Regions from separate parts of the Mus musculus genome. Here all the other regions are linked to region 1. The links are chromatin loops, found by intact Hi-C in ENCODE. Cell type or tissue: heart. All regions are shown on one strand. Each heading gives the region's core, and the rest is flanking DNA. Links, peaks and the distances in the headings are about the cores only.

Region 1 (10,072 bases), core at 3,918-7,917:
ACAGGGGTCACAGAGGAGGCTCTTCACCAGCCCCTTGTGAATTTCTGCCATTCATCAGACACCATGAAGACAGCACCATTTCAAGGCAGTCACTCTGTACCCCTCTACTCCGTTCCCAAGTCCCCCAGGCACTGTGGGAGCATGGCCTTTGTGCTCTCTGTCCCTCCGATGGGATGTTACCCCCCCCCAAATAACCATGGCGGTAGGGGTTGGGATGGAGTGGGGGTGACAACTAACTCCCTATTTAAGTCACTCTGCCTCCAGCCCTAACTTATGCAGTCCTCACATGCAAGAGGGGCTCTTTCTACATAACAAACCATGTTGCTAACAACATCTTCTGAGGTTCGCTGGGGCAGACTGCCACAACCCTCAACCCCACCCCCATTCTGCTTCACAGCAGCCTTGGGAGGAAGGCACTGTCCTGGTCCCCACTTGACCTGAGGAAGCCAACACTTACCAAAAGTGAAGGTCACATCACTGGCATGCTGTAGTCCTACCCTAGGCCAGTGTGACTTCAGATTCCAAGCTCAGTGACAGGGTGGTTTGTCTAGCACATGCACGGGCTCCCGGCACTGAAAAAATTTAAAAAAGTAAATAAAATGGAACCCCGAGTACATTTTCTTCTGATGTTTTACTAAGTGGACTCAGCTGTCACGAGCCTTCCTCCGTTTGTAGAGCTAATGCAGGGCCTTTGCCTCTGAAGCCATAGTCTGAGTTCTATCCCTTCCAATGTAATAACCTTGTGTGTCTGCCTCCTTGACCAGGAGCAAGAGAGAGAGAGAGAGAGAGAGAGAGAGAGAGAGAGAGAGAGAGAGAGAGAGAGAGTAGCTGAAGTCCAGAGCACTAGTGTGTCCCTGTCGCTCCACCCCAGGTCCCCACGTCCTCACGAGAGCTCTAGGTTCACACTAGTACTATCACCCCAGTCCTAGCTAACTCTTCTGTCTTGATGTGTCTGCTCCAGATGATGTCTGACGAGAAAGTGGCATTCTGGTCATGTTGTTTGAGGTACCCTGTGATAGCATCTGGCAGAGATGCAGCTGAGCAAATGGATGGATGGATGGATGGATGGATGGATGGATGGATGGATGATGGATGGATGATAATGGATGGATGGATGGATGGATGGATGGATGGATGGATGGATGGATGGATGGATGGATAGATGGATGGATAGATGGATGGATGGATGATGGATACCTCTCTCTACAATTGAGAAATGATTCCAGTATATCTTTGTGAAGGGCAATGGGTTTTATATACAACAGAGACCCCCAGTTTTCCCAAGAGGTTCTTTCTGCAGGTAGCTTTCATTACTGAAATTACATCTAGCGAGCAGCCTCTGATTCTATTCTAGAAGTCTCGGGCAGGCACACGTGGGCTGGCAATCTGAGATCGTTTCCAGTTGGGCTTAACCTCTGACACAGGTCCCATGACTCGTGTGGCTGGGACATTTGGAATGCAGAGCTGGGCTGGGCTAAAAAAAATCTGATGAGTGAGATATTTATCAGGAAGAGGGGTAGGGAGGAGGTGAGGCAGAGAACTGTTGACCAAGCACTCTGCGGTGCTCGGTAGGCTACAGCAGACATGGGTGAAGGACCTTAGAGTCCACAACCCAGAATTTTGCTCTTGACCCAAACAGGAAGCCAAGCCAGGTTTTAGGCAGAGAATAGAACCCTGGCATAGATCCAGCTGTCAGCACAGAAGGTCAAATGGAAAAGACTCAATTCTGCCTTCCATAACACATTCTCTGGCTGTCTACTCCTCTGTACCAGGAGTCTACGCTGAAATGCAGTATTTCAGAGCCCAGGATCTCTGCTGGGAGAGTGTTTGACCAGCATGCATGAAGCTCTGTGTCCCCACCCGCACCCCCCTTTTCCATCTGTCTTATCCCAGGAGGTGGAGGCTGAAGGATCAGAAAACCTAGGTGGTCATCATTGGCTACATAGTGAGTTCAAGGCCAGCCTGGGCTACATGAGTCTGAAAAACCACTGAAGGAGTACAAGAGGACTATCAACAATCTAATGTACAGACCACCTTCAGGTCCCACATCCACCAAGCCCAGGCTTGGGTTGGGTCTGGCCTTCCCAGTCCAAGTTCAGGCTGAGAAGCAGCAAGCTAAACCAGTCAGTTGTGTCCCTAGCCACGCTAGAGCCTGGGCCTACAAAGGCTCCAAGAGTTCTGTCACCCTGAAATGTTCCTTCAGTCCCGTGTCAAGCTTGCAGACTGGTGTTTTGTAAAAGAAGTCAAGGTGTTCCCGAGAGGTCACAGCTTGCTGGGGGCCTTTCAGGAAGCTGAGGAATACACCCTGACTGTCTGAGCCTGTGAGAGTCTGGAGGAAAACAAACAGGAAATGCTGGGTGTGAGGTGGGTGTTATGTTTCCAGCCCTGGAGGGAGCCTCAGCCTCCTCACCTGGAAGTCGGCCACCCCAGCTCTGTGTGTGGCTAAGGTTTCTCTACTGAGGAGAACAGGCTGTCAAGTCACTAGACCTGTGAGGAAATGCATCTCTGAGGCAGGCAATGGTTGTGCACTTGAAAGGCAGAGGCAAGTGGATCTCTGAGGCCAGCCTGGTCTACAGAGTGAGTTCTAGGACAGCCAGGGCTACACAGAGAAACCCTGTCTCAGAAAAGAAAGAAAGAAAGAAAGAAAGAAAGAAAGAAAGAAAGAAAAGAAAGAAAGAAAGAAAGAAAGAAAGAAAGAAAGAAAGAAAGAAAGAAAGAAAGAAAGAAAAGGCAGGCATCTCTGCTCGTTTGAGGCATAGCTCAGTGGTTTTTGTAAAAAAAAAAAAAAAAGCCTGAGTTTTGTCTTCAGCATCCCAAGCAAATAAATTTTTATTTATTTATTTTTAATTTTATGTATTTTGGTGATTTGACTACATGTATATTTGTGGGGGGGGATGTGGGGGGGGGATGTCAGATCCCCTGGGGCAGGTATCACAGCCAGTTGTGAGCTGCCATGTGGGGGAATTGAACCCAGGTCCTCTAGAAGAACAGCCAGTGTTCTTAACCGCTGAGCCATCTCTCCAGCCCCGTGTTTTGTTTTCAAAACAGGGTTTCTTTGAGCCCCATCTGTCCTGGAACTCACTCTAGACCAGGCTAGCCTCAAACTCACAGAGATCTGCCTGCCTCTGCCTCCCAAGTGCTGGGATTAAAGGTGTATATATCTCTATCTCTATCTATCTATCTATCTATCTATCTATCTATCTATCTATCTATCTATCTATCTATCTATCTATCTATCTAATTTAAAGACAGTTTCTCTACATAGCCCTCATTGTCCCCTGGAACTCACTATGTAGACCAAGTCAGTCTCGAACTCACAGTTTGAGATTAAATCCCAAGCACCAGGATTAAAGGTCTATGCCACCATCGCCATGCCTGGCTTTAATTTACTTTTGATTTGGGTACTGTGCTTTCCAATTCATGAAGCATCCTGACACGATCTTCAGCACTGGGAAGAATTATAATCCATGATCCTCTTGTGTTATAAGGAAATGAAGGTTCAGGGTGACACCCAAGGTGACACAGAGAGGAAGTGGCAGAGCCAGGCTCAAGTTCCTTGAGGGCATCTTTTAAGTCCAGGGGAGTGGGAAACTGAGGCTGGAAGCAGCATCTTCGGTGATGCCCAGAGGTTCAGGCGGTTTGGTAGGGTTCTAACTAGGAGGATGGGGCCCTGGGTTCCTTCCTGACTTCTCAAACATACTGGGTAATTGGGGATTTTGGTGGCCTTGTCTTTCTGCCTAGCTGATTCACCCTGAGGAGTCTTCACTACTGTGTCTTCAGAGCCTACACGATGACACATAGTAGGTGCTCAATAAATATACCCCGTGAGTGGCGTCCTGGGAAGCCCTACAGGGGTGTGTTCCCTCCTACTTGAAGGCAGCAGTGGCCTCAGGATCAAACCTGCAGATTTAGCCAGCCCCAGCTTCTACTCTGGGTCACCCCTGGCAAGGACAAGGACATCATGGAGGCCAGTTTTGAACCTAACACTGGGTCAAACTCTGAAGTCAGCTCACCCTAGTTAACCTCTTTGCTCTGACTGCCTGGTCCTGGCCAAAATCATCCCATTGTTCCCAGACTCAGTTTTCCCGGATGTAAAAACCTGTAATGTGAAATGTCCCCTACTCTGTAAAAACCCGCAGCGGGGCGAGAAGCCACGCCCCCGTCACAGCAGGAAGGGGCCGGGCCTTTCCGGGACTCTAGGGCTTCCCAGGCCTCGGGGAACTGAGTCTGGAGACACAGAGGGTGGGAGTGGGTGCCTGGAGCTCCCAGTACGCAGGGGGCGTCCAGTGACCCTGCGTGACCTTGAGCAAGGTCCTTTCTTCCCTTCAAACCCAGCGACCGGTGCCCTGGGCTGTGCTGGCAGGCGGGGGCCGCTGGCATGCTCGTTGGCATCAGTTTCCCCTCCAGCTACTCAGGAGTCCCGAGAGCACTTCCGGGTTCGGAAGCGCAGTGGAGGCGGCGTGGGGACGATCGGGGCTCCCCGCGGGCTTACCTGGAGGCGGCAGCGACGGATGGGACGACGGCAGAACTTCTGGCAGCCCCGCAGCTCCCGCCCTGGCGCTCCCCGCCTGTTCTCTCCCTGGCCCAGCCGCCCCACACCGGCCCGGGCCGGTCCCGCCTGCGCAGCCCTAGGGCCCGGGCCTTCCGGGCTGGGCCGGGCGCACCGCCACCTAAGCCACCAAAGCCATCGCCCGGGTGCTGGCCTTGGGACGGGACCCGCACTTCTGTGTCTCCCGCTCCCCAGGAAGCGAGAGCGCGGGGCACAGGAGGGGTCTGCAGAGAGTGCTCACCAGGGGCTGGGCTGGCATGAGGGGAGTTCGAGCAGACACTTGAAGGGGAAGCTTCCAAATTTTGCCGCCACACTTGAAAAGAGCCTGTCCCAGAAGGTGCCTCCCCCTCCTGTGCACACTGCTCGGTGAAATTTGCAACACCCACGCCTTCTGATCGTTCTTTCACTTTCTCTAATGCTCGCCAGTCGTTGCACCCGTGGCTCTTCCGTCCCACGGGCCTCCGTTTTGGGGTTCCATTCCTGTTAGACTAGCCACCCACTCAGCTCTAGTCTTTGAACAAGTATTTGCTGAGCACCTACTACGTGCCAGCAAGGTTATGGATTAGCACACCAGGCCTTCGGGCCCATATTTTAATCGTAGTATTTAACACTGAAGTTGATTGTTTTCCTGTTTGCCAATTTATAATCTGGGTATCCCACACTAGAACTTAAAGACCCCAAGAATGGAAGGGGGGGTTGTCTCCCATGCCTCATCCTCCGCTCTCCTCATTTGGGAGCCGGCTCTTGGTTGCCCAGGCAACCTGTGAAATTTCATCACACCTAATCTACAGGTGAGGAAGTAGGTGGCCATCCTGGTCAGGGCTGGAATCTGAGTCACCATGACCTCTGACGTCGTTGCTCTTTCCCCTGGAGAAGATAGGCTGGAGTTGGAAATGGAAAAAGTTCTCGAGCGGACAGATGAGACGTGCGGCATTCCAGCAGGGAGCCTTATGACTCAGGATCCGACTGGAACGCTAGAGGGCCTCCATCACCTGATCTCTCTATCGGCCAATCAGGACCTAGAAGAGCTAGGAGGTTATTGTAGGTCAAAAAAGGACAGTTGTGGAGGGTTGAAGGATTCTAGCTGAGATTCTGGGCATCACTAAGTTGGGGAAATAACCATACCAAGGTGGCACGCTCCCCCCGCCCCCCGCAAATATCATGGAATTTTAAAAGATCCTATTGTTGTCTATGAGGAATGGAGGATTGGAGTGACCAGAGGCCACCGATTAAGAAGCGGTCCTGAGCTGAAGTAGCCAGCCTCAGCCTGAGCAACTAACTACCTTAGCCTTTCAGATGTGAGACAGCTGCCGTTTTTTTTTTTTTTTTAATTTCAGCATAAGTTGATTTTAGTAAGTTCTTGATATTAAAAAAAAATAAATGTAACTCTGAAAGTTAAAAAAAAACGGTCATTCTCTAATGGAAAACAGAATCACAATGGATAAAGAAAATCAATATGGAAAATAGTTTTAGAAAAGAAGACATACTCAAAACAAAGTGATCGCTTAGGTGGGGTTTGGGGACAGTAAAGACGCAGGGAGAACACTGCGAGTGACTCCTCTGCTTTTAGTCCATAGCCACATATCAATATTGATTTTTTAAAAAAATCTTGTCCAATGTATCAGTGTTAAGATTGGAAAGTAAGGCAAAGGTCACATGGATTTTTGCTGAGGACTCTGCACTATTTCTGAAACTCTCCTGTCCGCTGGTCGCTCTAAAGCCCTTGTCACACACGTTTGCTAAGCAAGTGACAGCTTGCATCCTTACTGTAGTTACAGGTTGCCTCTGAGCTAAGCCCTGCTTTGCCTTTGTTTAAAAGGATCAGCAGGGCCTGATGGTGAAACCACAGCTCCTTGTTGCAGCGTGGTGCCAAGGCTGAGGCAGGGGGATCACAGGCTTGAGGCCTTCTGGGGGCTTTACAATGAGTCAAAGGTCATCCTAGGTAATTTAGTGAGACCATGTCTCAAAAATAAAAAGGCGAGGAAGGCTACAGCTCGGTGGCAGGGCCCTGGCCTGGCAGGTTCCTTCCCTTGACATCCATAATGAAGGAGTGGGCCCTGCGGGCCCTGCTTTTAGAGTCTGAGGGCAGCAAACGGGCCTCTCCACAGAAAGAAGTGAGGATAGTGTTCTCCCTGAGTGATTTAAGGCCTTTTAACATGTGGCTATGTACTAGCTAATAATGAATTTTGTATCACCAGGGTATTTGTCTCAGACTTTTAAAATGTATCATATTACGGGAGGGATGTCAAAGGTTCTCTTGTCTTTATTGGAGGTTGGCCCCAGGATCTGGAATGAGTGTTGAACTTTGGAAGTATAGCCCCGTCCCTCTTTTTAGGTCAGAGGAGGATATCAGGTATCCAGTTCTGTCACTTTCCACTTTTTCCTTCAAGGCAGGGTCTCTCCATGAACCTAGAGCTACCCTCTCATTTCCAAGGGGATGAAAGAAGGTTCAGACCTTCAGTGTGGACCAGAGCCTGGCCCTGCACTCGAGGCCTCTTGCCTGTCCTTTCCACTCACATCCCCCTGCAGCACTGCCTGACTTCTCTGCCCACTCCAGGGCAGCAGTGACCTTGCCTGTACTCTTGTCCCCAAGCTCTGATGTTCCAGAAGATGGTTGGGACCAGGTCATCTTCAAAGAGACAGTAGTATTAGAATATCTTTGCCCAGGGACCCCAAAGATACCTTGGCTGGGACCCACCCTAAGCCAGGAATGACAGGGGCTGTGGGTCTAGGTCCCAAGCTAAGACACGGGGCAGTAGTTATTTGATCAAATGAGGGCATTCTTCAAGCCTGGGACTCCAGTGTTCTCACCTGTGGGATTCCAAGCAGCGAAGCCTGGAGAGGGGTAGTCAGCAAGCCCAGCCTGCTTTTTAATCTTTCTTCCTTCAGCAACCTGCTCATCTCTGAATCCCCACGGTTCCTGTAGTTCATTTCATATTTTCTGTGACATTTCTCCCACACCCATAGGCAGCGATCAGATTTTAGGTTCGTTCTATTCACAAAGGAGGATTCACATTGCTAAATCTGGGCTAATTCCTAAAATCTCTAGCATAGACTGACCGTGCAACCTTAAGCAGGTAGATTCACCTGTCTGATCTCAGTGTCTTCCTCTGCACGAGAGGGAACACAGTGAGTGGTTCAGCGCCACAAGGCTGTCAGGAAGCCATAACGTGTCAGTTAGGGAAACGCCTGCCTGTCTTATGAGTACTGGGCAAACACTCTCCCACCAAATGGTAACAAAGTATTTCCTTGACCAACTGAAAACTCTGGGGTGGATTTTGTCTCCAGGAAGTAAAACGGGCCTGGAGGAGTAGGTGGGGAGACAACGTTCTTTTGCTGTCTGCCTGGCAGTCATCCCAAATGTCACACACAAGAGGCCAACAGGAGAGATGCCGTCTGTTCACCCTCTGGGAAAGGGTGTTCTTCAGGACTATGCTGGCTGCCTGTGAGAACCGGAGCTCATGCACACCCTCAACACTCTCGCTGCACTGGGAATTGTCTGGCCTTATAAGAAAAATAAGAAGTCACTGCCTTTTTCAAGGCAGTATACTGCACTCATGTTCTTGCTCGCTTTGGTATTTATTTTGTGAATTGCATTGGGGATGACTGGACCTAGGGCTTCACACATTCCAGGCAAACATTTTACCGCTGAACTCTACCCTCAGCCTGACACACAGTCAGACAGAAGGAGCCCTTGATGTGACCTCCTCACAGGCGTTCAGAAGCATATGGCCCCTCCATCGATCGGCTTGTGGCTCAACCAGGCCCTGAGCAGTTGGGACATCCAGGGAATCTTAGGACTAACGGAGTCAGACTTAACTCAGTCTGAGAAAAGGGAAGCAGAGAGCCAAAGACCTTGCTCAACAGCATGTGACCACTGACCAGGGCCAGGCACCCAAGGATCCAGTGGCAGAGTCCTCTCATCTCTCCTGACAAAGGTCCTGTCACCATGAACTGTGCCCTCCTGTTAGTCTCCTACTGCAGGAAATGGGGTGAATGGGAAAGGACAGTGCACAAGGCCTGGGGAGTCCCTCCAGAGTTTTAAGTCTGATCACAGGGACTCTCCGAGACAAACTTCCAGCTCCCACACTGGGCTTCTTGCTCTCCCACTTCCTCTTTGCTTGAACCCACCAGGGCTCATTTCTGAGGGTGGATTCCCACCCCCCCCCCCCCGCGCTGCATGAAAAAAGAAGCCCAAATAGTCCTGAAGAGATGACCCAAGGACCTTTCTAGCGACTGCCGCTCTGAGGCTGAGGTGGGGTGACACCGCCGAGGACCGTTGCATTTACGAGATGTTTTATCTTTATGACAAAGGAGCAAATAGGGCCGTAGATGTGATAAGAAGAGAGGCGCCATCTGGAAAGCTTTCGTTCTGTCATGTGAGTCTGGGAGTCTGATGGAGAGCTGAGTCTCTCTCTCTCTCTCTCTCTCTCTGTCTCTCTCTCTGTCTCTGTGTGTGTGTGTGTGTGTGTGTGTGTGTCCATGTCCCCTGAGATTCTCTGAGTCAAGCCCTCATGGTACGCAACTGGTGATCTCAGCGTAGATCCTAAGGACAATTCCTGGACCCACCCTCTCCACACCTCCCCATCTCTGTCTGCTGATCCTCGGATACCCTCTCCCCACTTTACAATTCCAATTCCATGTGTACTCCACCCTGGGGTGGACCCTGTGGGAAACCGTAAGGAGACTTTTGGCATGGAAGGTTTGGGATCAGTGTAGCAAGCAACCCTGGGGAAAACCTGGCAGTATCCCCTTGGGCTCTGGCACCCCAGGAGGGAAAGTGGGCAATGGCTAGAGATGGTCACAAACTTCCCAGGACACAAAACATCAAAGCCCAAATTTAAAAAAAATGAAGCCAGCTACATGGATTACAAAAGAGACCTGGTTCTATTTGCTTTGTAGTAAGGCCAATGTCCCAATATGTGTACAAAGGGATATATACAAAACTTAGGAGCTCTGGAATAGGGGTAGGGACCCCACCACCCTTGAGTCACTCATTCAGGGGGTGTCTCCTCTCTTTCCCCCTTTCCTTCCTATGCTACACAGGAACAGGCAGGTGCGATCCCACTGTTCCAGCACAGAATCCTTGATCCAACATGGCCAGTCTGGCTTTGACACGCAAGTCCAGTTCGAATGTGATTTTGAAAGGCGGCCCCTAGCCCCTTACCCATGCAGACTGTGAGGTCTGGGGGAGGAGGGAACCTTGGCAGCACTGGGCCTGTAGGGATCCAGAGTTCTCAGGCAATAGAAGTGATCTGGGTTTGCTTTTGCTCTCTGCAGAACAGAGTCCTGGGGCAAAGCCAGTTGCTGTTCTGGCTCTGGGGGTGACAGCAGAATAGGGTGGACATCAGGAGAGCCAGAGCAATGACAAAGGCCAACACCCACCGGATGACACCCGGGTAGATGAAAGGCAGGATAAGGACAATGACAAGAGCCAACAAGAGCAAGTGTACAGCCAGGCGCCGGGCAGCTACACGGTTGACACTTACAGTGTCCTGTTCTTCTTCTCCTGTCCAGTTGGCT
Region 2 (10,072 bases), core at 3,553-7,552, 49 kb after region 1:
TTGGGGACCTCCTCCCACAGTGCCCAGTCAAATGTTACTCACATTTCAAAACTTGCTTCAGATCAAATAAATGTCACACTATGTCTAGTCTCTCCTCTTTCTCCTCCCGGGCCTGAGTGAGGAGGCCCATCTCATGGTTCTCCCAACATTCTTGACTTGGATGTTTTCATTCTCATGCCTTATGATAGCTTCTTTATCTTTCTGTCTTTTCTTTTTCTTTATTCTTCTCTTAGCAGTTCATCCTGACTACAGCCTCCTCTCCCCCTTCTCTTCTAAGTCCCCCCTCTCCTTCCAGAGCCAACGCTCCTCTGGTTTCCTTCAGAAAAGAGCAGACCTCCCAGTGATGCCAACCCAACACAGTATAACAAGATGCAATAAGATTAGGCACAAGCCCTCCTATTATGGCTGAACAAGGCAACCCATTAGGAGGAAAAGAGTCCCGTGAGCAGGCAAAGAGTCACAGACACCCCCACTCCCACTGTTAGGAGTCCAACAAAAACCCCTAGCTAAACAACTACAGCATGTGTGCAGAACGCCTGGTGCAGATACATTCAGGCTCTGTGAGCCCCTATGAGCCCTGCTAGTCGATTTTGTGGGCCCTGTTCTCCTGGTGTCCTCGACACTTCTGGCTCCTGCAATCCTTCCTCTGTCTCTTCTGTGGGCTTCTCTGAGCATCGCCTAATGCTTAGTTGCCAATCTCTGCATCTGTATCCATCAGCTGTAGGAGGAAGCCTCTCTGACTATTGAGCTAGGCACTGATCTATGAACACAGCAGAGTATCATTAGGGTTCGTTTCATTGAGGTGTTTTTGTTTTTGGTTGTTTGATTTTTTTTTTTTTTTGGTTTTTGTTTTTTTGATCAGTTGTGTTTAGTTCCACCGTAGACCTCTGAGCCATCCAGCTTCCAGATCCCTACCATTCAGGCAGTGCCGCCTCTCATGGTTAGACCAGTCATTGGCTGGTTACTCCTGCACGCTCAGAGCCACCATTACCCCCAGCACACCTTACAGGCAGGACAGGTTGTGGGTTGTAGGTTTTGTGGCTGGGTTGGTGTCCCCAGTCTCATCATTGGGAGCTCAGTCTGGTTACAGAAGAAGGCAGTCAGGCTCCATAGCCTCTATTACTAGGAGACCTTGATAGGGTCACCCTCATAGGAAGTTTCCACTCCACTCGGGTTCTACATTGTGACTTAAACGCCCACCTATTCCAACCTTTCCCACCCGATCCCTCCCGTTCCCATCCCCACCCAGCCCCAGTCCATACACAAAATCTATTCTTTATCTTTCTTTTTCTCCACCCAAAGGTGCAGAAGGGAAAGGATATGTTCGTATCACTTACCATGATTCACCCAGAAGATGGCTGAGAAAAGCTTGCTGAAGGATGAAGGCTACAGGTATTGCTGGAGCATCACTTTTCTCATCCCAAATAGAGATGCTCGCTAGCTCCTGTGCTCTCTGTAGTTACATGAGAGATACAATGTATGGGTCGGATCATCTATCATATCACAGAGCCATGCTGTACCACGGCACAGCCAGTCTTACCCTCCAGGGAGTGTGTCCCAAACTGTGAGTGCAGATGGTACCAGACGTGCACATGTGCATGCATGTGTGTGTGTGTGTGTGATGTTTCCTATACTTACAATAAAGTTTAATGTATAAATTATTAAATACATTATATGATTATTCTTAATCATAACAACTGAGAAATAGAACAGTGATAATATGTTATAATAAAAGCTATATGGATGTGCTCTCTGCCCCTCCTCCCCATATATCTCAGGGCGGGGGCTGGAGCAATGTCTCAGTAGTTAAAAGACTACTTCCTGCTTTTTTCAGACCAGTAGAATTCCGTTTCCAGCACCCATGTTCAACACTGCTCAACACTGTCTGTAACTCCAGCCAATGACTGGGCAGCTATGAGGAGTCTTGGAATGAATGCGTTTGCTTAGAGATCCTCAGTGACGCATCTGCGTGAATCAAAGTCCGGTGTGATGCACTAGCAGCTGGACGACAAGGGGCTTGACCTTCTCCCCAAAGGGTCTGAGCACTCTAGCACCAAGTGAAGCTTGGGAGCAGGCTGAGAGCGGAGGCCCAAGGGCTGCTCACCCGCTCCAGTGCAACCAGCTGACCATGGGTGCGAAATCTGTCTCGGCTGTACACGGGTTCACCAGCTGACCAAGGGTGCGAAATCCAGGGGCTGCTCACCGGTCTCTGTCTGTCTCTGCCCTTTTCCTTTGCAAAGTTCTCCTCTTCCTCCTCTTCCTTCTCCTCCTCTCCCTCCTCCCCATTCAACAACTTGCTGCACAGGGCATTCCATTTTAATCTAATCTAGCTGCTATCTTCAAGGAGACTGCCCACGTGAACCGCTATGGCTTGAATGGTTCCTCTTCAGCAGATAGAACAGAGTTTATTTGAAATTTCCCCAAGGGAAGACACTTGGCTTATTTCCAGCCTTTCCTGTGATCCTAAACACTCCAGTGATGGCTTTGGTTCCAGCTATTGAGTTGAATGGCATATAATGGCATATATAGGCACCTTTCAAGGACAATGTATTTTACACAAGAAAAGTGGGGCAACCCCAGCAGATCTGTCAAAAGGCTAATTTTATGAGTTTAATTAAATATATTCACTGGTTTTGTGATTTCCCTTTCTTTCTTTCTTTCTTTCTTTCTTTCTTTCTTTCTTTCTTTCTTTCTCTCTTTCTTTCTTTTTTCTTTCTTTTGTTTTTTTAAAGATTTATTTATTTATTTATTTATTTATTTATTTGTTTATTTATTATATGTAAGTGCACTGCTGCTGTTTTCAGATGCATTAGAAGAGGGAGTCAGATCTCATTACAGATGGTTGTGAGCCACCATGTGGTTGCTGGAACTTGAACTCAGGACCTTTGGGAGAACAGTCAGAGCTCTTAACCGCTGAGCCATTTTGCCAGTCCTTATTTTGTTTTTTTGAGACAGGGTTTCTCTGTGTAACCCTGGCTGTCCTGGAACTCTCTCTCTAGACCAGGCCAGCCTTAAACTCATAGAGATCCACCTGCCTCTGCTTCATGAGTGCTGGAATTAGTGGAATTCACCACTGCCCTGTGAATTCGTGATTTTAAAAAAATTATTTATTAATTTATGCACATAGTTATGCCATCTGCATGTATGTCAGTGCACACAGGTGTATGCCTGACTATAAGAGGGTGTCAGAACCCCCGGAACTGGAGTTACGGATGGCTGTGGGCCACTGTGTAGGTGCTGGGAATCACACCCAGGTCCTCTGGAAGAACACCCAGTGCCCCCAACCACTGCGCTGTCTCTCCAGCAGGATTTTATGCTTTTTAAAAGAGTTCTTTTCTTATTTAACTTTGTAGGTGCAAATGTGTGCATGTGTGAGCACATGCATGTGTGTGCATGTGTCTGGGAGGCAGAAGAGGATGTTGGCTGCCCTGGAGCTGGAGTTACAGGTGAGTGTGAACTTCTCAATGTGGGTGCTGGGAACGGACCTCTGGTCCTCTGGGAGAGCAGCAAGGGTCCTATCTGCTCCAAAGGAATCACTTTGGGCATGATCGCTTTCTTCTAGGCAAACTCCACAAATTGTATATATATATACATATATATGTGTGTGTGCATATATGTATATATATACATATATGTGTGTGTGTATATATGTATATATACACATATGTGTGTGTATATATGTATATATACATATATAGATATATACACACATACATATATATGTATATATAGATATATACACACATACACACACACACACATATATATATATATACACAAACTGTGTGGCTTAGCTTTATCTTGGGTATCTATGTCTGTATGTAATCTATATCTACATAGTGAGGGGTTAGATAACTGTGTTACTAAGTGATAGAAATCTTAGGTCTCCCTTCCTTGGGAGATGCTTATCTCAGAGTTTAGAGTTTTGTACCTGGGAACTTTAAAGAGAATGCCCACTTGCTTGAGGATAGTCCCAGACTGGAAACATTAAGGGAACAGTTCCAGAAATGGACGATGTGTAAATTTCCAGCCCCGCACCTACCTGAGCAGGGTCATAAAGGCCGGTGCCATCCTGCTCCATCCCGCCTGCACTTGAATCATGCCTCTGCCTGGCATGTTGGGTTATACAACGGTCTCCACCCATCTGTCACTCAGCTGCCCTCGTGATTATCACAGCAACTGTAAAGATACCTCAGGACTGCATTCAGCTCACCCTTAATTAATTAATGTACTAACGGTCCCAAGGGCAAGAATACTGAGGACATCAGGAAGATGTATCGTGAGTGCTGTCTGCAGTCTCGGGCCTCCTCTGGAATCACGTGTCTCCTGTAGATGGGGCGACCCCCGTGCTCACATTTAGGAATGGAAACTGGGTCTTCCGGAGGCTTCTTTCAGTGCTCTTTCTCCCTCCTCCTGCATGGTCTGGACGGTGCCTTAGAAGTGACGTCCCCTCCCCCTCCTCCTCCTCCCCCTCCCCTCCTCTCCCCGTCCCTCTCCCCTTCCCCCCCTTCCCCTCCTCCTCCTTCTTCTCCTCTTCTTTCTCCTCCTCCTCCTCTTCTTCTGATACAAGGTCTCATGTAGCTCAGATTTTCTTTGAATCCACTATGAAACTGAGGCCGGCCTTGACTTTCTGGTCCTCGCCCTGCCGCTGCCTCCCGACTGCTGGGATTGCAGGCATGCACCTGTGCACCTGTTGCAGTTTTTCTAACACACCAGCTTTCAGCTTTTTCTTCCTCAGACTTGATCATTCTGCTCTAAACCTGCCCGTGGGGCCTCTTAGTGCGGGTGTAGCCATGGATATATAGTAAAACCCTGTTTTATACAGATGAGCATAAGTCACATGTGTTAACATGGATAAAAGAAACTATCTGCACACTGTTTAGACAGCAACAAAGGTCAGAGAAGATAATATCCAATTTGGTCTCCTATACTGTCTGGAGATGCACACCCTGCCACAGTGAATGCTGGGTTTGTGTGAGGGCATTTCTGGCAATAAGAAGGACATAAAGGATTTCCTGTCAGTCTCTTGGACGTCTCAAGTGTTTCTGCATGTATTCAAAACGTCAGGCTTTAAGGACACAACATGCCCATGTAGAGAGAGTACTATCTTCATTTTGCATTTTCTTTTTCTTTTGTTTAGTTTTTGTTTGATTTTGTTTCAAGACAGGGTTTCTCTGTGTAGCTCTGGCTGTCCTGGAACTCACTCTGTAGACCAGGCTGGCCTTGAACTCAGAAATCCGCCTGCCTCTGTCTCCCAAGTGCTGGGATTAAAGGCGTGCGCCACCACACCCGGCTATTTTGTATTTTCAAGTGTCTGATGTTAAGCGTGAAGAGAAGGTAGGCAGTTAAAGCACATAAACTATCATCTAGGTAAGGTACAGATGGGCATCAAGGTGGGTCAAGTCCGTAATCACAGCACTCGGGAGGCTGAGGCAGGAGGATTGACCATGGATTAGAGATCATCCCAGGTTACATAGTGAGTTTCTGGTCAGCCTGAGCTACAAGGAAAAGCCCTGATAGAAGCATGCGTGCGTGCGTGCGTGCGTGCGTGTGTGTGTGTGTACATGGCGATCAACAATATCTAAGGGCTAAGTATAACACAGCAAACAGCAGCAATGATTGCCTCTGAGAGTGTGACTATAGGCCACTTTTTTGTCCCTTTTACTCCTTAATGTCATTTTTGGACATTATGTATCATAATTTGAGGTTTGAAAACCTTAGCGGTCATGATTGCAGGCCCCAGGGACTACTCAGGTGAGGGAGATGGGAGGTCACTGGCTGCTTTCTGCGCTGCCGCTTTACCTGCAAAGTGGCTCACATGCCTAACTCAGAGCCCAGCTCTTCTGGTGGGAGAACCAGCAGCAGTGTGCTGCTTAGTTTGTTTGCTTAGTTTGTTAGATTAAGCTGGCTGAAATGCTTCAATCACAGCGCGTCTCTCTGCTGCCCCCTTGTGGGCTCTGCGGGACCGACAGGCATCGCTTTCTGCTTGCCTGACTGGCTCCGAACGTGCCAGAGTGGGTGTGGTCGTGGTGCTAGGCACAGAGGAGGATGAAGCAGTCACAAGTTTATGCAGCGTGAGGATTACAGCAAACTCCGTAGGCAATTAGATTCTGGCACAGGGATGGGATGCCAAACAAAGAAATTGCTGCGGAGTCGTAAAAGATAAGCCTGAGGCTCAGGGGCCATCAAGTTATCGAAGAAGCATGAGCAAGCCCCGCCCCCTCCACCCCTTTCCCCATTCAGCCCGGGAGGTGGTCTGATGAAATCAAGGGAGGGTCACCCACCAACAGAAACTAACGTGTCTTAATTCCCCCTGGGAGCAGTTTGCTGGAGAAAGTAATAATGGATATTAAATTCTTTGTTTGCATTTATAAATAATTTAGTATACGGGCTATCAGGTTTATAGGAAAGCGGAGAGGTAGTCTGTGGAGCTGTGAGAGACTGTGTAAGCTCTGCTGTGCTGACAGCTCCTGAGGGGCAGAAATGGGAAGGGACCGGCCTCCATCCTTCCATTCCTCTGTATGTTAAGTGGGTGAGACAAGGGGTTGTAGGCATCCTGAAGATGAGGGCAAGGTCACAGAGGTCAAGTGGGACTGACAGGCTCAAAGGCTCCAGCACCACCACCTGCAGAGGAGAAAGAGGAGGGGCTCCATCGGTACAGGGGTATCAGTGGTGTGAGCATCGGGATGGAGTTCTAGCCTCAGCACCCATGTAAAGCTAAGTGTTGTTACTAAATGTGTAAGCCAAGCGTGGGGGAGGTAGGGACAGGGAGACCCAGCTTAGCTGGATCTGTGCGCTCCCGGTTCAGTAAGAGTCCCTGGCTCTAATAGTAAGGCAGAGAGCGAGCGGCTGAGGAAGCCTCCTAGTGCTGACTCCTGGCCTCTACATACAGGAGCAAGTGCGCACACATACACACGCGGGTACAAAAGATGAAAACAGAAAGGGGAATTGAAAATTGCATGTTGTGTGGACATGTACAAGCCTGCAACCATCTCTACAAAATAGAAGCAGAAACACACATTTACCCGTGCGCGCGCACACACACACAGTTTTCATTGAATGTCATGCTTCGCTGTCATCAATAGAGGCCCACTAGAAGATTGTCATCAATAATTACCTGTTAAATATTTGCAGCTTCAGGTTCAAAATCCTGAAAGCAAAATCCCAGCTGTAGTAGTACTCTGAACTCTACAGCCTGGGCAGCCTTTTTAGAGAGGCTGCCAGACAGAGTTCCGTCCTGTGCCAGGGTCACTGATGGAGCATGTCTGGGTGGTAGGCACGAGGGTGCCCCATGGCCTGGCTGATTAGTGATACATAATTTGTTCCCTGTGCCCACCAGACAGAGTGAGATGCCATTTACTTAAGCTCTCCAGAGAGGCACAGCCTGTGGCAGTCGGATGCGGCTAAGTTGATGTTTAACTCTGCTTAGGGTGTCTGCCTTCATGACAAGAACAAACAGATGGGACCATCAAGATTGATCCAAGGGTGGTATGGAAAGAACACTGTGCCCAAACCCCTATGGTCTTGCCCGTTTCTAGAAGAAAGTGATAAACATACCATGAGTCATGTCCGTTGATCACAGTGCACGTGCACGCGCGCACACACACACACACACACACACACACACACAGCTCTGTAAGGCTTCAGTTTGAAAGGATATATTTTGATACTAGAAAAAAAGACAATAAATAATAAATTATAATGACACACTCAACACTTGAACCCCCTGGATTCTTTTGTTTGTTTGTTTGTTTGTTTGTTTGAGACAGGGTTTCTCTGTGTAGTAGCCCTGGCTGTCCTGGAACTCACTCTGTAGACCAGGCTGGCCTCGGACTCAGAAATCCGCCTGCCTCTGCCTCCCGAGTGCTGAGATTAAAGGCATGCGCCACCACGCCCGGCTCCCACTGGATTCTTGTGGGAAAAAAATTTAAAAATAAAGGCAGGGCCTTTTTCATTCTAACCTCCCTTGCCAGTGTGCTTTTTCCAAACCATGTCTTCCATCTTTCAGTCTGCAGGTGTGTGTGTTTGCATCTAAGTATGTAACGTGCTTGAGCATCCCCCCATAGCCCATCTCCCCATCCCTTCCCAGGCCCCCCCACCGCCGTTTCCTATCAGCCCCTTGTGAAGAGACAGCTCACAGAACTGCAGGGTATTTTGGTTAGCTGTATATCAGACAGATGATTAATACCTAAGACATACGAAGAATTAAAAAAAAAACAACCTAAACACCTGGAAAAAAAATCAAGTAGCACAGTTAATATGAATGGGCATGGAGATCTGCAGTGATGAAGTATAAATGATGAATAAACACAAGAAAATGTTCAACATCTCTGGACATCTGGGCTATACAAAACAAACAAACAAACAAACAAATAGACAAAACGGAACAAAACAAGGGGCTGGAGAGATGGCTCAGTGGTTAAGGGCACTGACTGCTCTTCCAGAGGTCCTGAGTTCAATTCTCAGCAACCACACGGTGGCTCACAACCATCTGTAATGGGATCTGTTACCCTTTTCCGGTGTGTCTGAAGATAGCAACAGGGTACTCACATACCTAAAGTTAAAACCCAAACCAAAACCACACGTTGATAACCCAGCTCACTCTAGTCAGAATGGCCGTTGTGGAGAGATCAAATGGTAACCAATTCTGCCTGGGATGTTGAGTCCTTTATGTTGGTGACTGTGGTTCGCATACAGACAACACGGAATGGCTCCTTCTGCCATACGCTGTGTGGAGGAGAGCTGCTCACGTGAGCTGGTCTTTATTTTCCCCTGGCCTCCTCCTTTTAAATGTTGTACAGTATTGGGTGACTGTTCCGAAGCAGGAGACGTGGAGATCCCGATGACGTGCACAGAGGTTGTTTCTAACTGTGCTTGCACATCAAGGATACATTCTCGGATACAGTCTTCAAATACAGGGCATGTTCTTCTTTAGGAAGGGTGACGAGCTGTCAGGGTCGACACCCCCTCATCCACAGAGTTCAGCTTTATTCCTGTTGCTGTGATAAAATACTCAGACAAAAAGCATTTGTACTGGCTAGTTTTGTGTCAACTTGACACAGGCTGGAGTTATCACAGAGAAAGGAGCTTCAGTTGGGGAAATGCCTCCATGAGATCCAACTGTAAGGCATTTTCTCAATTAGTGATCAAGGTGGGAGGACCCCTTGTGGGTGATACCATCTCTGGGCTGGTAGTTTTGAGTTCTATAAGAAAGCAGGGTGAGCAAGCCAATAAGAAACATCCCTCCATGGCCTCTGCATCAGCTCCTGCTTCCTGACCTGCTTGAGTTCCAGTCCTGACTTCCTTTGGTGATGAACAGCAATGTGGAAAGTGTAAGCTGAATAAACCCTTTCCTTCTCAACTTGCTTCTTGGTCGTGATGTTTGTGCAGGAATAGAAACCCTGACTAAGACAGCATTGTAAATGAATTTTAGTAAACCCTATTAATTAATTATTAATGTGGCAGAGCCAGCTCCCCCAATAACAGAAGCAAAGTCCTATAGATTATTTAATCAGCTCTTGTACAATTACTGGTAGATTACCCCTAATCTATATTTCTATTTGCTAGACTGTTAATTCCCATCTGTGCTCCCCAAACACTTGCTGTTTGAATCTAGCCCGGGTTACTTCTTCTCCAGCAGTCTGTCCTGGGGGGAACATTTCACTCAGGCATGTGTCCCTTGTCTATCACGTCTAATGGAGACCTCTGCTCCCTCTGTCTACCTCCTCTTCGTGGTCCCTTACTGTGACCCAGCCCAGTAACTGAAACTCCGCGTCTTCTTGTCTCCCCAAATTGGCTGTAGCCACTTAATTTTAACCGATAGCTTTAATTGGGGAGCAGGGTTTAAATATCATCACTAAGTGTATGTGAGGATCTGCTCATAGGGGCAAGGGGATCTAGAGGGCCAGGTTTTGCATTTGAATACAGAGCAGCAGCAGACCAACCCTAGCACCGCAACTTAAGGGAGGAATACGTTACAGTCCATCCCAGGTGACAGTCTATCACTTCAGGGGAGTTAAGGCAGAAGCTTGAAGCAACTGGTCACATCACAGCCACAGTCACATAGAGAGGG
Region 3 (10,072 bases), core at 3,692-7,691, 230 kb before region 1:
AAGTTAGCCTTAGTTCTGTCTGCATTCTGCCAATTCGTCACACAATGGGAGGACCCCTCCTGGGGACCTAGCAACTAGTGATCTATAATTGCAACAATTATTTCCTGTGGTGCTGGGATGTGGTTCAGCTGGTAGAGTACCTGACCAATATGCAGGAAGTCCTGCATTGGCTCCCCAGCACCACACTGAACCAGGCACGGTAGCATATGCCTAAAATGCTAAATGGGGACTTAGAAGTTTTGAGTCATCTGTGACTACACAGGAAGTTTGAGATCAGCCTGGTCAACCTGAGCCTCTGCCAAGCCTCTGTCTCAAGAACAACAAAGCTAGAAGGAAGAATTCTGAACATTCTCACCATAGACAATGATAAATGCCCAAGCAGACAAGGTAAGGGTTTACACATTAGATAAAATACACATGGACATATATGTTATGTTCAGACCACCTCGCTCTTGTGTGATCTTCCATATCTGCAAGTACAAGTGTGGCAAGAAATGGTAATGACACAGAGGCTAGCCTAGTGCTCCCCTTGGGAATAGCCCCCCCCCACCCCCCCCACCCCCGAGTTGTTCCTGAGTGCTGGGGACTGAACGCAGAGAGGGCACTTACCCTAGACAAGCACTCTCCCACTGAGCTACAGACCTGGAGAGAAATAGCTCCTTTATTGTTGTAGGGTTTTAGTGGAGGTATTTTCGGTGGTGGTAGTTAGTTTGTTTTGAGTCAGAGTCTCATGTGACCCTGGATGGCCTGGAATTCAGCGATCCTCCTGCCTGTCTCCTCCTGCCTGTCTCCGAGATACTGAGATCAAAGATATGCACTATTACACCAGGGAAAATAGCAAGTTTTATTCTCACCATTTCAGAGACAAGAAGATGACAAGGACTTCATCCTGGTCTTCCACCTCGAGCGTGCCCTTTCACAGCCTTGGACTCGGGAATCCAGACTGCCTGGGATCAATAGGAAATGCCAAGAACGGCAGGCAACTCCTGTAACTAAAGGCCCCATGCTCACCATCCATCACACCACTGGCTGCTATCAGGATCCCGAGTGGTTCTCCCAGGGGCACACTGCCAGCCTTTGAAATCAAGAGTGAGCTGACCTGACCTGACAATCCCTGCTCGGCTCTTCCTTTCCCCATCAAGACCTTGACTCTGGCTGGTTTAGCCTCGTGAAAGTTGGGTTTAAGAGATCCAAAGAGAGCTGGCAAGATGGCTCCGCGGTTAAGAGCACTGACTGCTCTTCCGAAGGTCCTGAGTTCAAATCCCAGCAACCACATGGTGGCTCACAACCACCCAAATGAGATCTTGCGCCCTCTTCTTGCGCGTCTGAAGACAGCTACAGTGTACTAATTTATAATAAATAAATCTTTGGGCCGGAGCGAGCAAGGTCCTACAAAATTCAATTCCCAAAAACCACATTGAAGGCTCACAACCATCTGTACAGCTACAGCGAACTCATATACATAAAATAAGTAAATAAATCTTTAGAGAGAGAGACAGAGAGAGAGAGACAGAGAGAGAGACAGAGAGACAGAGACAGAGAGAGAGTGAGTAATCCAAAGGGTCTGGGCAGTGGCCCAGGCCTTTAATCCCAGTGCTCGGGAGGCAGAGGCAGGCAAATCTCTGTGAGTTCGAGCCTAGTCTACTCACTAGTCTAGGACAGCCATGACTGTTTCACAGAGAAATAAACCCTTTCTCAAAGCAAACAAACACAACAACAAAGTGGGTGGTTAGAGGGAAAGAGGAAGGTAGAGAGAGCGGAAGAGAGAAAGACACACACACACAAAACTGGATACTGCAGGTCTCCCACTCAAACTGCCCTACTCTCTCATCACACAGACATTGATATTGATACCTATCAATTTTTACCTACCCAAACATGGCAGTGTCACGTGGTTTATCCGAGGATAGGGAAGCTGCTCACATCATGAAGAACAAACAGGCAGGTCAATCATTCCACAAACCCCGATGGAGCCACAGCACACGCCAGGGACAGACAAAGGGACACCACTGCAGCACTCACACAGGAGCAAGGGGATTTACTGATTCCCTCCCCAAAATAATAAACAAACTTAGCAGGCAGCCTAAGAACGGTCAATGGGGCACCAAGTGCCCAAGGCTTGGGATGTGAATCACAGGGAAAGAGATAAAGGAACCCTGCAGGGCTTAGGGCTTCCACACCAACAGTTCCCAACAGGCACTGTCATGAAGGCCCAACCTGCCCCTGGCTTTTTTGTCACTCTAGAAGCCATGGATGCTGGTATTCCCACAAAAAGACCTGTTCCATTGCTGAGTCAGGTCCTGCTAGTGGAGGGGGAAGTTCCACCAATGCTTCCGGGCTAGAAGGCTCCTTTCTAGAGACCACACTGCAGGGTCCCTCTAGCCTAAAAGCTGTTACTTCAACAATCTGACCCAAAATACAACTACCTCCTACTTATCTAAATTCAGACTTTCTCAGTCACTGTGGCAGACTTACTGAGGCTTCAGTGTCTCATCTATACATTGCTCATCTATGAGATAACCATCCTGGAAGAATCCGACTGCCAGAAGCTTTTGAGAAGGATGGGCCTGGAGTCCATGGTAACTGCTCGTGCTTCACTGGGGCCCTATGCGAGTTACCATTCTCCCTGAGCTTTCATTTCTTTATCTGCAACAGGAGGAAATGGTTCTAGGACTGGGGTTGACAGAACCAGATATCAAGATTGTGGGCACCCCCTGGCAGAAGGAAAGGGACACTTGTGACTAACAGGAGCTCTAGGAGTGGGTACATAATCAACCATGCAGTTTCCTGATGACCTCCAATTCTAGGACCCCTCACTGCACACCTCAAAGCCCAAAGCTGTCACCTCAAATCAGAGGACAGCCAGAAACAACAATTTACAGTGCATGCCTATGAAAATGCTCATGACTGATGAGACTTCGCCAGAGGGGCGAAGGGTACACACTGAGAAAGCTCACAGCAGAAATCCTCAACAGTGACCAGAGAGATGGGTTAGCATGTATGGAAGGTACTTGCCATATAAACCCTTCAAACTGACTTCAATCCCTGGAATTCATACAAAGGTAGAAGAAGTTGTCTCTGATCTAGACACACACACACAAACACACACACCCCATCCTCAACAGAGGCTGGGTGTGACGGTACACACCTTTAATCCTAGTACTTTAGAAATGGAGGCAGGAAGATGAGAAGCTCAAAGGCATTCTATCTATATAGCAACCTGCACCCCAAGCCTAGGTGAGGTCACCAGGCAGCTAGAGGTGCAGACAAAAAAAAAAAAAGCACACCCACGTTGCACAGGGAGAAATTCTGGGGTGGCTCCCTGAGAGGTCAACCTGCTAGGGCGAGATGGCACCACAGGGTGGGCAGATACATGCTCCTCTCCAATTCAGTAGTACACACTACAACAGAGAAGGAAAGTGAATATATAAAACCAGAGAAAGCCCAGTAAGGTCCAAGCCACCAGCAGAGAAACCCTGAGCAATAGGACAACATGAGCAAGCCTGACCTGAACCCCTTCTGCCATTCACAGCTCCCAGGAAAAGTCCCCTGGTGTTAACCAGGGAAGGAAGCTGCTTCTGAGCCATTTGCACTGGCTGAGCTAGTACAGGCAAAGGTATCTTTCACAGTTTGACCACAACCACACATCCTAGTAGCATTTTGGTCAAGAACCTACTACATATGCCAGCTTTGTGGTCCCTAAGCTGAGAAGGCCTGGTGAGAAGAGCCTAGCCATGAGGCACGGGGTGTATTTCAAGTTAGAGATGGTTCCTCTGGCAAATAGAATCCCGCGCTGTTTTCTATGTAGGAGCACCAGTGGCAGCCAGTCCGATAACGGTTTCGGAGAAGACGATGGTGAGTTCAGCATGAGAAGAGGAAGCTTCTGGGAGCAGTTGAAGCAGAAGTTCAGGGTCAGAGGCGGGGGGAACACCCAACAGCTCCCACACTGTGGTAAGAACTCTGAGGCCAGCAGCACTAGACTGGAGTTCTCACCAGGCTGGAGTTTACCTGGGCTGGTCCCTAAGGCTGCCAGCTTTGGGGTAGGGACTCCAACTACAGCAGTCTCCTAAGGGCCAATGCTGCCTCCCAGGCCAGCTGGGAGGGTACATGAATAGCCAGCCATAAACTACTCGTGGGAATTAAAATAACCTTTAACAGCAGCCAACATGCCTCTCACATGTTAACCACGCCAGGCACTGCCTACAGTTTCCATACATGCTCAGGCAATCCCCATGATAACCTCTTCACAGCAAGGCCACGGGCAGTAACCACCCTGGCTGGAGGATGGTAACTACTAGACCACTGATTTGGACCAAACAGGATTAGAGGACTGCAAAAGAGCACAGAGAAGGTCGAGCTGTTGGAAGCAGGGTGGCAGCAGCGGGAAGCACAGCAGAAGGACTTCCGGTGAGGCTGCTGCCTGCGTCACCACGCACCTACCATCACCCTGCTTCTCTGGTGTCTCTAGTTCACCCACAAGTTGTAATAGCTGTCCACAGAATAAATAACAAGGAAAATGCCTAGGGGTGGGGAGGTTGGAGAGATGGCTCAGCAGTTAAGAGCACTACTTCCTCTTGCGGAGGACCCAGGTTCCGTTCCCCCACACCCACTTGGTGGACCCATAACTCCAGTTCCAGAGCCGACGCTCTCTTCTGACTTCCACAGGTACTAGGCATGCATGTGGTACACAGACACACTTGCAGGCAAAACACTCATACAAATAAAATAAATAATCCTTATGAAGAAAAAAAGAAGAACGACTACAGGCAGCGGGGCAGCCTAGACAGGCCTGGTTTCCTCATCTGTACCATAAGAGTAATGTGGGTCTGTCTCGTATCACTGCATGGGATATCAAAGCCGCCCATTAACAGCAGCTCCTGCTGCTTACATAGCCACTCCAGGTCTCAGGCACTGATGTGCCTACAAGCTACAGCACATTGGGCTAAATGGCAAGTGCCACCAGCAGGCCCAAGATGGCTGTCACTGGGCTAACTGTGCAGAATGCCCACTCAGTGTCAACCATCTATCAAGGCTCTATGGGTCCCATTATCTAGGATTTAACTGATCAAAATAGCTGTTTTGTCAATGACAAATCACCCAATCAGAAGGCCTGTAAGACGATGGGGGGTGGGGGCAGATGTACCTGTCAACCAGATGGCAGATCTCTCCAGCTCATTATGCCTATCTGCCTTTCTCCACCACACCTTCCTTCCCAGACCACAGCCAGCCTGGCCAGGCCCTGGCACCTCTCAGGTGATACCTACAAATGCATCCCCCTTTCCTCCCTCTTCCATCAGCAAGGCCCTCTCTACACAGCACGGCTAGAGGACTCGTGCTAAAATACCACTGCTCCATCAGCCTGCTCAAATTTCCACCTGCCCTGTGAGAAATGTCACTGGCTCCACACTGTCCAGACCAAATGCAAACTCCTGAGCTTAGCGACTGGCATCTGGCAGCAAACACTTCCTCTCCATGTCTACGCAGTGGTTCTCAAACCCACCCCACTGACGTCACAATGACCTTGGACTTGGTACAGTGGACTCCCCAGCAGATGGTGCTCCACCCGAGCCTCCCCTTCCTCTTTGACTGGGCAAGGTCTTCCTGGGCTTCAGGCCCAGCCCCCAGGCTGACGGAGGACTGGAAGGTTGCAGGGCTTCCAGGAAGAGGTGGAACACCTGACTAGCTTGCACACATGGCCTCCAGAGCTCTTCCCCACAACTTTCCCCTGTCAGCTTACGAGACTTCATGAACACACCTTTCCTGCTCTCCAAGGTGAGAGGACAGGAACTGTGGCTTCCATTTATGTTACATACAGTTGGGTATACAAAATATGACACAGAGTAGCTATAGCCCCAACTTTCTGTGTGCCAAGTGTATTAAAAATGCCATTTCTGGGCCAACGATGGAAGAAGAGAACCAACTTCCCAAAGTTATCCTCTGTCCACCACACACACAGAAGATAAATTTAAAAACATTTCCTTTTCCTGGTGTCCCTATGAAATGTTCTCCTCACGCTGTACAGCAAGGAACTGAGGGGAAGGAAGGAGAGGCGCTCACTTAGGTCACACAGAAAGGCAATCAGGACTCCACCCAGACACGCCCCACTCTGAAGGCAGCAAGGAAGAGCCAAGCACCTCAGCTCTCACTACCTGCTGCTTCCTCAGGGCTATGCAACAATTCCTGAGCACCAGGCGGTACAGGGGATAAGGTTCTGTGGAACAAGCAATCTGGCATTCTGTTGCCGGTCCCTGCCCTATCACTCAAAGGGGACTCCACCCATAAGGACACTGCATTCCAATCTGACTTTTCTCTCTCTCTCTCTCTTTTTTTTTAGAGAGGGGGAGTGATTTCTGATTCAGGATCTCGCTCTGTATCCCAGCCGGCCTGGAGCCCTGCTATGTACAGCAGAAAGGCCTTGGGTTCATAGAGATCTGCCTGCTTCTGTCTCCCAAGCACTGGGACTTTTAAAGGAGTGCACCACTATGTCTAGCTCTAAGTCTAGCTTCTTATACCCTGGTGTCTGTGGTCCACGGCTCAACCTTCCTCATCAAGCCTTTGCAAGACGAAAATCAACAGCTTCTGGCAGAGTGGATGGCACGTGGCTAGAACCCCATAAATATCTCCACCTCCTTACACTGAAACGTTAGTCTGTGGCTGCCTAAAACAGCATTACACTAGCTGATCCTAGAGCCAATGAACGTGCACTAGACTCTTACAGGCTTGCATGCCCAGCCCTCACAGGCGGACCTGAGCCAAGCCCCTATACCTGAGGTCAATATTCTGAGACATCCACAGTCTCACATAGGGCTAAGCTACAGACCTGCATCACACCATTCACTTGACTGTTTGAGCTTCAGATACTCCTTGAACAAAAACAGGCTGGGCCAGTGACAGCGGTGGATGTCCACCATATCCCAAGGTCGCACCTCAGGCTGCAGGCTGGAAACACACACACTGTACTCCACTGGACCAAGAACACTTGAGAAGCCAAGAGCGTGGGTCCCAGCTCAAGCCGCAGTGTTTCCTTCCACTTCCTCTACAGCTTGTGCTTATGAGCCTGCACTGACCGTGAATACTGTCTCCCTTATCATTAGGGAAGAGTGACAGTGTATCTCTCCCACCATGCTGCTCAGGCTGTAACTCAGCAGCAGGAGTTACAGGCGTGTGACACTGCCTGGCTTTCCAAACTCTACTCTAGGCCCCCTCAATAGTAGAAGCCAGAGGGCCCGCATCCATGTCTGCCTTGCTCTCTGCTGGCTCCTCAGCACATAGGCAGCACACAACAGCCTCATGATACACACACACCTAAGCAGTGGTACCCTGCACCTTCAGATAGGTGCCTAGGAAGTGCTGTGGAATAAGCACTTCCCACTCTGGCAAACAGGGTTCTGAACTTCAGGTCCTTGTCTTGTGTCCTTCTTCCTCCTCCATAGAATGTAACAGTATAGCACTTCCAAATTATACACACAAGACCTATCTTCAAAGGCATGCTTGTCATCTTCTTAATCTTAAACTAATAATCACAGGCTACTTATCAAAAGGAGACTGGCTGGATTTACTTGAACAGGGCAAACACACATGGGGTCTCTAAGTTGAACTATACACCAAGTTTTTTAAAGTGATATTGTTTGCTTGCTTATTTATTTACTTATTGGGGGAAGGGAGGCAGAACTATGTTAGATAGAGGAAGACTTGATTCTACATATGGGTTCTGGAGATTGAACTCTGCTCCTTGGATTTGGCAGCAGTCACCTTTAACCCCTGAACCATCTCTCTGGCATCTCTCTGGATCTTATTCACAGGCCGAGACCACCAAGATACATTAGAGTCTACTCCACGATTTCGCCTTTTAACAACAGGAGCGAGCTCTCCTATCAGAGCTCTTGTCATCAGTGCCATCTGTGAGCTCCTTGGCCTGTCACTGCTCCAGCCCCACCATGAGCTGGAAGTCAGAAACCAGAGCCCTGTCAGGGCTTTGACACTGTGAAGCACTTAAGGACAGTAGTAAGACTGTCTGCTAAGGGGATGTAAATAAACCCCATTTGCCTAAGCACTTTTACTGGGGACAGTTAACTTGACTCCAAGAAAAATCACTCCAAAGTCAAATGCACTTCAAATCTCTCCCCCTGATGGGTACACTGGAGCTGGCTAGCCATTTGCTCTACCAGCCAACCCACTGAAAACAGAGCTATGGTCCTCTTCATTCATTACCTAGGATGCAGCCCCACTCTGCCACTTCTGGTTTGCCCAAACTACCCACATTAGGGCATCAGATTATACTAGCATAGTAGGCAGTCAGAAAACATTTAGGAGGTTGGGGTACATGAAGAACAAGTTAACGAGTGTCAAACCTGGGTGGCTGCGCTCACAGACCATCCCAGATCACACTAAGCAATCTCCTGTCTCACCCTCACTGTTGCCCAAGCTGGCCTTGAATGCCTTAAACAGCTGAGACTGCAGGTATGTGGCACCACGCCCAGCCTTCCACGACAGATCTTTCAGAGTTAGGTACTGTTCTAGGACCAGATAGACAGGGGCAGAAAACACAAGACCAACATCTCTGTCCCCTAAGAGCTCGGGGATCAGGCCCATAGGCTATGCTCCTGTCTCAAAATGGCCATTTCCTAACAGGAGAGCCACCCAGAGTCTGCAGAGGTAAGCACTTGCTCTCCCTGGCTGGGCCTGAGCATCCATCCCATCATTATGGTTCTTCAACAGTGTCATTATATCAGACACACAACAGCAGACAAGGAAGACCGCAGTCTGGAGGCTGCTAGGCAGGCTCCCACTGGCCAAGAGTGCTCTCCACACAGATGCAACAACATTTTGAATGAGTTACAATGAATGCCCCAGCTTTTCTTCACCTGTCAGATGGACAAAGCGAAAGCCTAGATGATTCTGTGGAGACTAAGTCCCATCTGGCCACTCCACCACCCTCTCCTGCTTTGGTGCTGGGAGTACACACAGAAAACTTCAGTCTACTTTGAAGAATCTCACCCAAAACTGTCCTGGACAAGTCCTTTCCCCCTGCAGACTAAGGTCAGGGGTTCAGACCCCCAGGCCCGTTTCCAGCCAAGAGCAATAACATGAAAACCTGTCTTGCCTATGCTTTTAATCAATATATAGAAAGTTTACTAGCCAATCAGACTTAGTCATCCCCAATACAGTTGCTGCACCCTTGCTAAAACAAGGCACAGGGTACCTCAAAACCATCTAGGGTCCAAAATCCCCTCCTAAATATCGACCAGGCAGGAGGGGAGCCACCTGTAAGGCTACACGGAGCAGGTGGGTTGCCTTCCCTCTCAGCCTACCTTACAAGGCTTCCTTGACCATGTGAGGTAGTTCTCTGGCCCTTCCACCACCAAAGATGGTGGGCCTGCTCTGCAGGTATCCAGGTAGATTAGGGGGTGCAGGGGTATGGGGGAGGAGGGAAGTGACACATCTAAGGCTCCTCAAATAAGTTGCTAGCATAGTGTGCCTGTCTTCATTACCAAAACAAACACCATGAGTGGAGTCCGGGAGCTCTCCGGCCTGTGAGTTTCTGCTCACCTGCTCCGAGGCACCTCCATAATCAGCAGTCCCAACTCTAACAAGCTGACAGTTCAGGGGGAAAGGAAGGCTGCGCCTGCTAGGATGCATCGTGTCCAGGCCGTAGGTTGGGCTGCTGAGCTCCGTGTCCCCCTAGCCCCAGGGCTGCGGCCTCACAAGAGCAATTGTGAGTTCACCCCTGTCCAGTTGGCTTACCAACCCGTCAGCACTCTGCTCCCCACTCAGGCAGGGCACCCCTCAAGACGCGCTCTATTAGCCGCACTACCACTAGGCCCTCCCAAGGGAAATGCCCTGTTCTGCCTTCCGGGCATACAGATGCCGCCCTTCTCTCCCTCGCTCGCCTGCTCACTCACACCGAAGCGGCCTCCCCAGAAAGGGGCAAACCTAGGAAAGGCTCAGTACCCAGACCACCCCCACCCTGGCTGGGGCTCTCCCCCGCTCGCCAGAGGCTGCCCAGAAAGAGCCTCCTAGGAACAGGAGAGGGGACACCTGGGTCAGGAGCAGGACACGGAACAAGCAGGGT

Evidence for each region. Hi-C counts contacts between places; a loop is a spot of excess contacts. Peaks named below come from ENCODE experiments on the same cell type or tissue, not always from the same donor. Only the 100,000 strongest peaks of a DNase experiment are listed, where the experiment ranks them.
Region 2: a loop joins it to region 1, with 3 times the contacts of the local background. A loop is called at or near these places in 8 of 42 quality-filtered maps.
Region 3: a loop joins it to region 1, with 2.9 times the contacts of the local background. A loop is called at or near these places in 2 of 42 quality-filtered maps.

Annotation. Positions count from the first base shown.
Region 1 is chr4:138,967,708-138,977,779 of GRCm38, reverse strand. It overlaps Tmco4 (transmembrane and coiled-coil domains 4), which reads right to left and starts at 4,875. Exons shown (of 17, transcript NM_029857.3): 1 at 4,493-4,875; 2 at 458-572. It overlaps Rnf186 (ring finger protein 186), which reads right to left. Exons shown (of 1, transcript NM_025786.4): 1 at 9,415-10,072. The coding sequence ends at 9,787. In heart, for the core only: a CTCF peak has its summit at 5,530; DNase peaks (open chromatin) are centred at 4,199, 4,759 and 5,489; H3K4me3 peaks cover 1,615 bases; H3K27ac peaks cover 2,586 bases.
Region 2 is chr4:138,918,140-138,928,211 of GRCm38, reverse strand. No RefSeq gene overlaps it. Among named protein-coding and RNA genes, the nearest start is that of Otud3, 9.2 kb to the right of the region's middle. In heart, for the core only: no CTCF peak of the experiment used is centred there; a DNase peak (open chromatin) is centred at 5,991; H3K4me3 peaks cover 238 bases; H3K27me3 peaks cover 1,200 bases.
Region 3 is chr4:139,193,697-139,203,768 of GRCm38, reverse strand. All of the region lies in intron 1 of Capzb (capping protein (actin filament) muscle Z-line, beta), which reads right to left. Among named protein-coding and RNA genes, the nearest start is that of Capzb, 5.8 kb to the right of the region's middle. In heart, for the core only: a CTCF peak has its summit at 5,527 (motif pointing right); DNase peaks (open chromatin) are centred at 3,838, 4,557, 5,548, 6,128 and 1 weaker place; H3K27ac peaks cover 1,014 bases.